Linked DNA regions of Mus musculus: all the other regions are linked to region 1. A link is a contact called in ENCODE Hi-C or POLR2A ChIA-PET data. All regions are on one chromosome and are shown on one strand. Each heading gives the region's core, a stretch centred on a gene start or an enhancer-like site at or near the end of the contact. The rest is flanking DNA. Distances are from core to core; before and after follow the strand shown. Region 1 overlaps Tsc22d1 (TSC22 domain family, member 1). Region 2 overlaps 1700105F02Rik (a long non-coding RNA gene). Region 3 has its middle 37 kb from the start of 1700105F02Rik.

Region 1 (2,843 bases), core at 130-2,629:
TTAGTCACTCTGTGTAATCCCGGAATCTAGCTGCTGAAGTCTTGCGAAGTAAACTCCCCGTGACCGATGTCAGTTAAGCTGGTGATACCTGGAGAAGTGGTCAGTTGCTAAGGAAGTGGATTTCCCAGTAGGGGTTTCTGCACCTCACCTGTATAGTCGTTCTGCGCATGTCCCCCACACAGTCCCCACTGTATTTACCTGTTCTACTTGTCACCTTTCAATAAAGCATATCAAATGTTGATACACACGTGTTTCTATATGACGCCATTAATACATTCATTTCCACAGCTGCTCTTCATGAAGTCAACAGCAGTTTGCCTAGTAAAGTCTCAGGGCGCTGACACCAGTGCTTTGACTCCAGAAGAGAGGAGACATTGTTTTGATTGGGGGGGGGGGGGGAATGCAGGCAGAAGGGCTCATTCTCTTGTGACTAAGTCACTTCACCCCTCTGGACTGATAAGAGAATCTTCACTTCTCCAATTTAAAATTTGAGGGTTTATGTAGAGCTTATTTATTCGTAGTTGCTGAACTGAGAGGGAACAAGCCTGGTTGGTGTGTGAAGGTTAAAGGAAGAGGGACAGGTTCGTTTCCACGTTGACAGCTCTGCTGCCAGAATGAGTTTCTGGCCCCTGGGAGAGTAGTTGTGTTTGTAGACACTCTTCTGGGGGTTGAAAGGATGTACTGGGCTTGAGCTAGGTAGGACCTGGGACATCTCTCCCTTCTGGGTGATGTGTAAACACAGTGGAGCCTAAGGAGGAGGAAGGGCCTTAGCAGGACAGGCTTGGCTCTCTGCCCCAGGACCTCGGCAATAGCTCTTGGATGTGGTGCGAGTTGGGTCCATCCTGTGCATCCTCTGAGGGTTACCTAAGTCCTCACTGTAAGCCGATGGCAGTTGCCATAATGATAACTGGAGGGCAGCAAGAACTTGACAGTGTCTCATACTTAGAGCTACATAACTGATCTAACGGGAAGCTTCGATGGTGATTCTCTGAAGAAAACTAGACAGTAGCCATTTCATCTCACATTTTTTCATGTAGCTGTGGAGAATTTAAAGTCTCCACCCTTGATGAACTAAATAGACATTATTTCGACTAATAGAAAATCTCACAAGATTGCGGTGTCTTGATATGTGAAATAGTAATGAATCATTAACATGAAAAGATATATTTTTATGGCCTTTCCTCGCCTTTGTAAATTCAGAAGTTTTACTGACTGCTATTTAAACATATCTAAGTTGATTTCTAAGCACATCTTATTGCTAACTCACAAACCTAACTAGGCATCCTTGGCCCGTGGGTCACTATGGAGTTGATAGAGTCACACTTCACCTGCCATGGAGCAGGAGTGACTTCTAAAGCCGAAGGAGATCTAGTGTGAGCCCTGGGTGTTCGTGACGTCACTGCAGGACAGACCCAGGCACAGTGCCGGAGAGACGACGGTACCATGTGATTCTAAGAATGCCTGCTCTCTGCTTCAAATTAACAATGTTCAGAATTCAGGAGCTGTGCTTTTGGTTTTCGCATAGTTTAAAAGTAAAAATAATTGTGATGAATACAGCGTGCCAGAAATCAGGTTTATATATTTGCTCAGGAAACGTATAAAAGTTAATTATAACCATAATTAGGAATGAAAATGAATTTCAATGCAGGCACTACTGTCCCTCCGGCTGAGTGAAATACAAGATGAAGCCTTGTGCAGTGACAGCCTTTAGCTGTCCATTTCCCATCCATTCAGACAGTAATCACAGCAGTAAGATCAGACACAAGCCGAAAATGAAATTTCCTCCCAGATAAAATCGTTTGAAAATACTGCCTACCAACAGGACTGGGGAGCAGATTGTGCCATGAGGTTCCTGCTCTGCTGTGTGGGAGAAAGACACTCGCCGACCGCACCTGAGGTGCTGTGGAAACCGGCTATTTGATATTTGGAGGGAACAGAAATCCACAGACCCACCTCCCCATCCATGAAATCACTGGGTGAGAGCTTTCAAGACCCAGAACTTGGCTAAACTTCAGCTCAAATTAGAAAAGCCCTTCTCATGGAGACTGAGCACCGAGTCTTAGAATGCTGGGTTAGTTTCTTCAGAGAATATCAACGAGTATCTTCAACCTGCCCAAGATCCATCTCTGCCAATCGTGTGTGTGTGTGTGTGTGTGTGTGTGTGTGTGTGTGTGTGTGTGTGAACCCCAGGCTGAGGGCAGACATCTTTAAGAGCGCTAGTTAATGACTGTGGAGATACATGCCTGTAGATCCAGCTGAAGCAAGATCTTGAGTTCAAGGCCATCCAGTGCTATATAACAAGACATTTCTCGAAATTAACAAACAAACAAACAAAAAGTATTGCTAAATGAGAAGCCATGTCTCTTGATAGGATGGCCCTACCCCCACCTTCTCCAGTCAACCCAGGGACCAAGATTGTGACTGTGGATGTGTGTGCTACAAGACTGTGTAGTTCTCAAAACCAATTCTCTGAGTTTCCAGGGACAACATACATTGCAATGAAGATGGTCTCCGTTGCTTTCTAAGTGCTCCGTGTCTTTCCTTAAGCAGGACTGCCGTGACGACCTGTTGTGACAAACGACCACACTGGTTGGCTGGGGTCTTCCCAGAAGGTAGAACTCAGTTCTAAACACTGTACCACTGCCCAGTGCAAACTGGGACGTGATGGTTGTCTTAGATCCATTGTTGTCTTCTTCCCTGTCCCTGCCTCTGCCTTGGAGTTAGGTATCACTTTGAGACTTGGGTTTCCTTCCTGGTGAGTGAGTGCTGAAGGATTTGAATTCTGCCAAATTGACCCAAAATGATCCTCTGGGTTTCCACCCATCTGCAAATGAAGACCTAGT
Region 2 (2,981 bases), core at 132-2,631, 170 kb after region 1:
CCAAGAGCTAAAGGTCCCCCTCTTCTCTGCAGATCTCAGCCTTCAGAGTTGTTTTTCCAGGTTACTGTACTATAACAGAACAGATAACATGTACATGTGCTGTTCTTCATGTTCTTCATGTGGGGTGCATAGCTCTGGCAGCAGAGATAAGCTGATGGATTTAATTTCCTATCGATTTCAACTTCAGGAGGAAAAAATTGCCTTTGTAGCTGCATGTGCTGTCTTGAAGAAGTCTGTGTTTTCATTTTGACTGGGACTCTCCTCCCCTCCCTCCTGTAGCCTGCCTTCTTGCATGGATGCTCTTGTTGGGAGAACTTGAAGGGTCTCATTGATTGCCAAGGTTATGGACGGAGTGTAGACTGCATGTGGTGAAAAGCCCCTTTGTGTGGTGATTAGAAAGTCCTACATAGGAGCAGAGGAGGTTTCTGTCAGTCACACTATTTTCTTTCTTGCATCCTAGGTTAGTTAATGTTGACCTCCCGCAAAAGCATCGCATGTTCCTCTCCCCTCCCCCTCCCTTTGTTCCTGAGATAGGGTTTATCTATGTAGCCCAAGCTGGCCCTGAACTCACGATCCTACAGCAGTCTCTAAGACTTGGGATGTCATGTGTGTACCACAACATCTCAAAATATTTATTTATTTGCTTCTTTGTTTACTGTAGTACTAGGAATCAAATCCAAGACCTCGTATGTGGCAGGCAAACAAGCCCTGCAGTGTTCCACGACATTCTCAGCCCATATGATCTTTACTAACAAACAAGAAAGCTGATCTTGCCTCCTGCACACAGAGGGGTGTAAAAATCACCAGTTAAGATTAAACATAAGTAGGGTCAACTCTCCAATGGTAGTGTTTCTGGTGCGGTCAGGTGCCACTTGTGGCTGGTACTGCCTCCCACGACATCTTCCTGACTTCTGCGGGCACAGCCATCCACTAATCCCTTCTTTGCCTGACCACCCAAAACCAGTGTGACTGATGTGCAGATTGTGCCAGGCAAGGGATGGGTGTGCGAGCTTAGTCTGGAGCCCTCCAGTCCCAGAATAGGAAAGTCTGAGAATAAACACTGCATGCTTTAATTGATTACAACCTAGGAGAGCAGCTTTTACAAAAACTGATTATGGCAGCCGCTTGTCATATCAGTGCAGTCAATCTCACAGGCGTCCAGCCCAGAGCTGCCGCTGTCGGTCTTCCCTGCCTCTCTCTCCTCTCCTTCCTTGGGCCTTGGTTTCCTTTTCAGTATCTTGACACTGGTTGGATCACTTCCACTTCCTTTGGTACATTCAGATCTTGAGTGGTACACAGTAATTCTGGCTTGCTGGTTCTTGTTTCAAGTCAATAAACGTGTGACTGTGTGTGTGTGTGTGTGTGTGTGTGTGCTCGCATGCGCGCGTGCAAGGTGGTTTGTTTTGTCTAGTCCATAGTAGGCATGACAACTCAGGACAGAAATAGTCCAAGGAGTCATCATTAACAGGCAGGGGGGGAGAGTAGTGGATATAAAAATGATTCAGGCTACTTGGTGCCTTTAAATAGCTTATCATTAGTGGAGTGATTGTGGTCAGGAGGTTCGAAAAAGGGGAAGAAGAACTTTGTGTAACCAGCAAACCTTGGAAACATCTGGTAGAGTGGAGCACTGGCCGTGTGTGCTGTGAGACTGGGGATGGAGAAACTTTTATTTTGATGGGAAGGTTTGGCTAGCTCAGCTCCTCCCCTACCCCAACACACACATACATACACACACACTTCAAGAATGCTTTCTGTTTCAAGCTGGAATAGGAGGGTCGACTGTGGCAGGGGGACCTGAGTGCAGTTTAATGTTTGCTGAAGATGATGCCTGGAGTGGCCCGGCTCTGGTGTTTGCAAGATGACTTGATGATCACCTCTTCCTTTTCTGTCCTTCATTGTCACCCCAGGACTGCTGTCCTCATGCTTTACAGTGTCTGTTGTACCACTCCTCATATAAATCTAAAATACTAGATTTCTATTTTTAAGAAATAAAATTCTTTCCTGAAGTACTCTGAATTAGTCAGGGTTCTCTAGAGTCACAGAACTTCTGGAATGAATCTTTCTTTCTTTCTTTCTTTCTTTCTTTCTTTCTTTCTTTCTTTCTTTCTATCTATCTATCTATCTATCTATCTATCTATCTGTCATCTATCTATAAGAATCTAGTTTGCTCAGTCCCACAACGCTGGGTTTCAGCTGGTTTTCAGTATAGTCTGGAATCCTGAAGAAGTAGGCTATAATGCAATGGTCGTGCTAGCAAGGCAAGGACAAGCAGACAAGAACGAAAACTTCCTTCTTCTATGTCCTAATATAGACTTCCAGCAGAAGGTATGGCCCATATTAAAGGTGTGTCTTTGCCCTGCTCAAGATTTGGATTAAAGGCATGTGCCTTAGCACTTCAAGATCCAAATTAAAGGCCTACAGTCTTCCAGCCTTAATATCCGGATCAAAGGCTTATGTCTTCCCGCCTCAAGATCTGGATCAAAGGCGAGTGTCTCCCTACCTCAAACATCCGGACTAGCAGCAGGTTCACCCACTTCAAACCAAGCAGAAAATCTCCCACAGGTGTGCCCTCCGTTTCTGGATTGTCGTTCATTCCAGATATAGTCAAGTTGACAGCTAAGAATAGCCCTCCCCCACACCCTCCCCCAGTTCTTCCTAACAGCTTTGCTTTTGTCCGTTCAGGCAGCTGTGACAAGATCCCTTTGACTGGGTAATTGATAAGCAAGAGGAATGTATTGCTTGGAAGGAGGCTGCAGAGTAAAGGCAGGCGAGGCCCCTTTCCTGGCTCACAGGTTGCCTGATTGCTTTGCCCTCACATCCCGGAAAGGAGAAAGCATGTTTCCCCTATTCCATGAGTCTCTTTTAGAAAGGCATTAATCACCTCCCAGGGACCCACCTCCTAACACCATCACCTCGATGCGTAGCTTGCAACATATGAATTTGGGATGACACAAATATTCAGTGCAGTAAGCAAGTAGCAA
Region 3 (3,133 bases), core at 106-2,605, 210 kb after region 1:
GTTAGACCTCTTCCTGCCTCTGCCTCTAGAATGCTACATTCCAGGCATGAACCATGATTCCTGGTTTATATGGTGCTGGGAATCAAATCCAGGGCTTGGCGCATGGTAGGCAAGCATGTTACAGAGTTACATATGCAGTCTCTGGATATTTCTCATTATCTCCTCCAGATCATGGGCATTTTAAAAGGGTTTCATTTTAAATTACGTGTGCGTGCCTGTCTGTGCATGGGCGTGTTCATGTGAGTAGACTCAGGTTCCTGTGGAGGCTGGGAGCTCTGGATCCCCTTGGAGCCAGAGTTACAGGCAATCATGAGCTACCCCAGTGTATGTGCTGGGAACTGGGCACTGGTCATGGGAAGGAAAGAGCAGCAAGTGGTCTTGACTGTTGACCCTTCTTCCCTGCCTGTTGTCCATGAAATTTTAATAATACAGATACACTCTGTTTGTATACTGGCTGCACATCTGTATTTTATAATAAAGAGAATAGTACCCCTGCTTGCCAAGAACCACTTCTGGCTCACTTGGGGGAGTGAGCTATTCTCCATTGAGAATGAACACATAAGTCAAGACAGAAAAGGGCATTGAGGACCCGAGAGAAAGAGTTTCAGGGGGCCAGTTTGTCTCACTGTGGACCCAGGAAAGCCGTTGTGATAGGGAAGGGAAAGAAGGATCTAGGAGAAAAGCAGGATGCTTTGGTCACTCAGGGTGAATCAGAACTGTGAGAGCCACAGAAAGAAGCTGAGAGAAGCAAACCTGCATGGGGATATGTGAGGGGGAGGTGTGGGGTGGTGGTGGTGCATGAAGAGGGGCAACTGGGGACACTCACCGGTGGCTTTGGGTGCTAAGCTCCAGAGAATAGACCTAACCTTGAAGACACCGAGGAATCATAAACTTCTGAAGGAGGAGGCTGACTCACACGGATAAAGCTTTGAGTTCCTGTGACAGGTCTGAGCTCCAGAGAGATGGTCATGACTGGACTAAGCATGAAGATGAAAGAAGATGGTGAGTTTGGAGCAGGGCTGGGGGAAATGGTCTGTTTACCAGCACCTGGCATGCTGGAGGTAATTGATCATTGAGTTTCTCACTGAGGGTTGAGCAGCGGTGACATTTAGCAGCTTGCTAGTGCAGAACCTTCCCAGAGGCTCCAGAAACCAATTTGCTTAAGGATCTCAGAAGTCCAAGTTTTGCTCCTTCTTAAGTCCGTGTTTTTCTTTGAGGTTAAACCGAATAGGTCAAAGGTGGCCAGCGAGCTGCAAGGACGACTGCTGAGCTGTGCCCTCACCCTAAGTGGATGACTCTGCAAATGATGGGGGAAAAAATAACATGCATGTTCTCAGGCCAAGCGGCTCTCCCTTGTGAACTTCAAACAGTCTTTGGCCTCAGCTCCAGCAGGATGGGAGCATGCAGACACCCGGGGCAGTGCTTATCTCTTCTATCCAGCCCTTCCCCCTCCAGGAAGTGCCCTATTTGTCACTGAGACACTTGATGGGAAGACCACACTCTCCTCTTTTCACTTCACCACTTAACGGTGTCCTGGCACCAGGATAGCCACTGTTTGCTGGTGGTCTTTAGACATGCATGGGACATATGAAAGCTGTAGTATGTGCTAGGCATGGAGTAGGGATAACGGTACACACGGGAATGGTTTCTCTAGGATGTGCCCAGTGGGGTCAGTGGTCTTTCCACAATAGGAGAGTCGGTCTGACCGTCCTGCATGGAGGAAGGATTCAGGAAATATTGCTCACAGGGTGATTGTTGTTGATGATTTCCAATTTGAACTGAATCCTTCTGCAGGCACTCGATACCTCAGTGCGCATTACAGCATCTCCCTTTCAAAGCATCCAGAGTTTCTCAAGGGCAGCAGGCACCATGAATCGATGAGACTCAACTCTAACGCATTCTTTGAACGCCCTTCTCCATGGATTCCCTAGCTTCACCCGGCTCACCCAGCTGCTTGCTTTGCCTAACCCAAGTTGGAGTGGCAACCGGGTCCCAGACTGTTGACCTTGGCTCTGATGTGGGATTTTAAAACAGCTCTTTTGAAACTTCCTTTCATGGGTTTGCAGTGATATTCCGTCACAGAATTCTGGCCTAGTGCCTGCCTAGGGTGTGGGAGTTGGGTTCAGCCAGGCCCATGGAACCTTCTGCACCTCTCTTGTCTGTTAGGAGATGGTGGGAGTAACTGAGCTAAACACTGGAGATCATTAACAAGCCTGCAAAGGAGCCTCCAGATGTTCCCATGAAGCCCGAGCTCCTGACTTGGCTTGCATGCCACCCTATGCAGGGGTCGCTTAACTACAGAAAGGTTAAGGGTGCTGACTCATGAAATTAGTATCTGGCAGGAGACCTCCAGTGCTGCACCACAGCTCCCGACTTATCTGGTGTCTAAAAATTAACTGGCCGAAGAGTTTTGGGGTTGTGTCAAAAGAATAGCAAAGAATAGAAACCTGGTGGTAGAGACCAGCCCACTTGACCCTTAGCGTTCAAGAGCATGAACAATTTGTAGCTTTCAGAGAAGTATGAGACTGATAGTGGAGTGTGAAGTTTTGTTTTGTTTTGGTTTTATTTTTGTCTACTTAGGTGAGGTAAGAAAGGGTTGCTCCAGTGTGCCTTCATGACCTGAGGGAGTTTTTCAGACTTCAGGTGACGGTGAGATCAAGTTTATAAGCACAAGATCCAGCACCACACATTTGCACACGTACCCCAGTCCTAAGATTTGTACACACACATCAATCCTAACTTTTCTCAATTAGAGTTATTAGTCTTTTAGGATTTTATATTGTATGCTAATGATCTGGCCAACTCTTTGATGAATGTTGGGTTCATGATCAGTTGGTCATTTATTCTCTCACTGAATATTTCCTGATCATGTAGGAAGTACCATACACATGGTATGATGCACAGAAGTAACAACTCCAAAACTCTTCATCCAATTAACAGAGCCACGTTCTCCAGAGCTCTGGTACACACTATTCCAAAGGACAATATTCAGTAGGTTAATGAAAATATAGGGTTTTAGAAAACAGAGTAGAGTGACCAGGCCTGGCTTGGGGAGAAATGTTCCTTGAGACAGTGACTTTGGCATTCATGAAAGAATATTTGGCTATGCTCTTTAATAGGGTAATTACCCACT

The links. A loop is a pair of places that touch in the nucleus more often than their neighbours do. ChIA-PET counts read pairs that join two places held with the same protein, here RNA polymerase II (POLR2A).
Region 2: a loop to region 1 is called in a map of heart, with 4 times the contacts of the local background. The contact joins two enhancer-like sites. A Hi-C loop is called at or near these places in 4 of 37 maps with a recorded cell type or tissue (adrenal gland and heart). POLR2A ChIA-PET finds 5 or more read pairs at or near these places in 4 of 5 experiments (Patski and embryonic stem cell).
Region 3: a map of Patski shows a loop between it and region 1 (4-fold over the local background). The contact joins two enhancer-like sites. A Hi-C loop is called at or near these places in 3 of 37 maps with a recorded cell type or tissue (Patski and heart). POLR2A ChIA-PET finds 5 or more read pairs at or near these places in 5 of 5 experiments (Patski and embryonic stem cell).

Annotation. Positions count from the first base shown.
Region 1 is chr14:76,507,521-76,510,363 of GRCm38, forward strand. It overlaps Tsc22d1 (TSC22 domain family, member 1), which reads left to right. Exons shown (of 3, transcript NM_207652.3): 3 at 1-245. Among named protein-coding and RNA genes, the nearest start is that of 4930444M15Rik, 12 kb to the right of the region's middle. Within about 2 kb of position 1,380, at least 2 of the 3 ENCODE cell types and tissues checked have a DNase peak (open chromatin) inside an H3K27ac peak, as active enhancers do.
Region 2 is chr14:76,672,555-76,675,535 of GRCm38, forward strand. The region is part of intron 2 of 1700105F02Rik (a long non-coding RNA gene); the gene reads right to left. Among named protein-coding and RNA genes, the nearest start is that of 1700108F19Rik, 3.5 kb to the right of the region's middle. Within about 2 kb of position 1,382, at least 1 of the 3 ENCODE cell types and tissues checked has a DNase peak (open chromatin) inside an H3K27ac peak, as active enhancers do.
Region 3 is chr14:76,712,761-76,715,893 of GRCm38, forward strand. No RefSeq gene overlaps it. Among named protein-coding and RNA genes, the nearest start is that of 1700105F02Rik, 37 kb to the left of the region's middle. Within about 2 kb of position 1,356, at least 1 of the 3 ENCODE cell types and tissues checked has a DNase peak (open chromatin) inside an H3K27ac peak, as active enhancers do.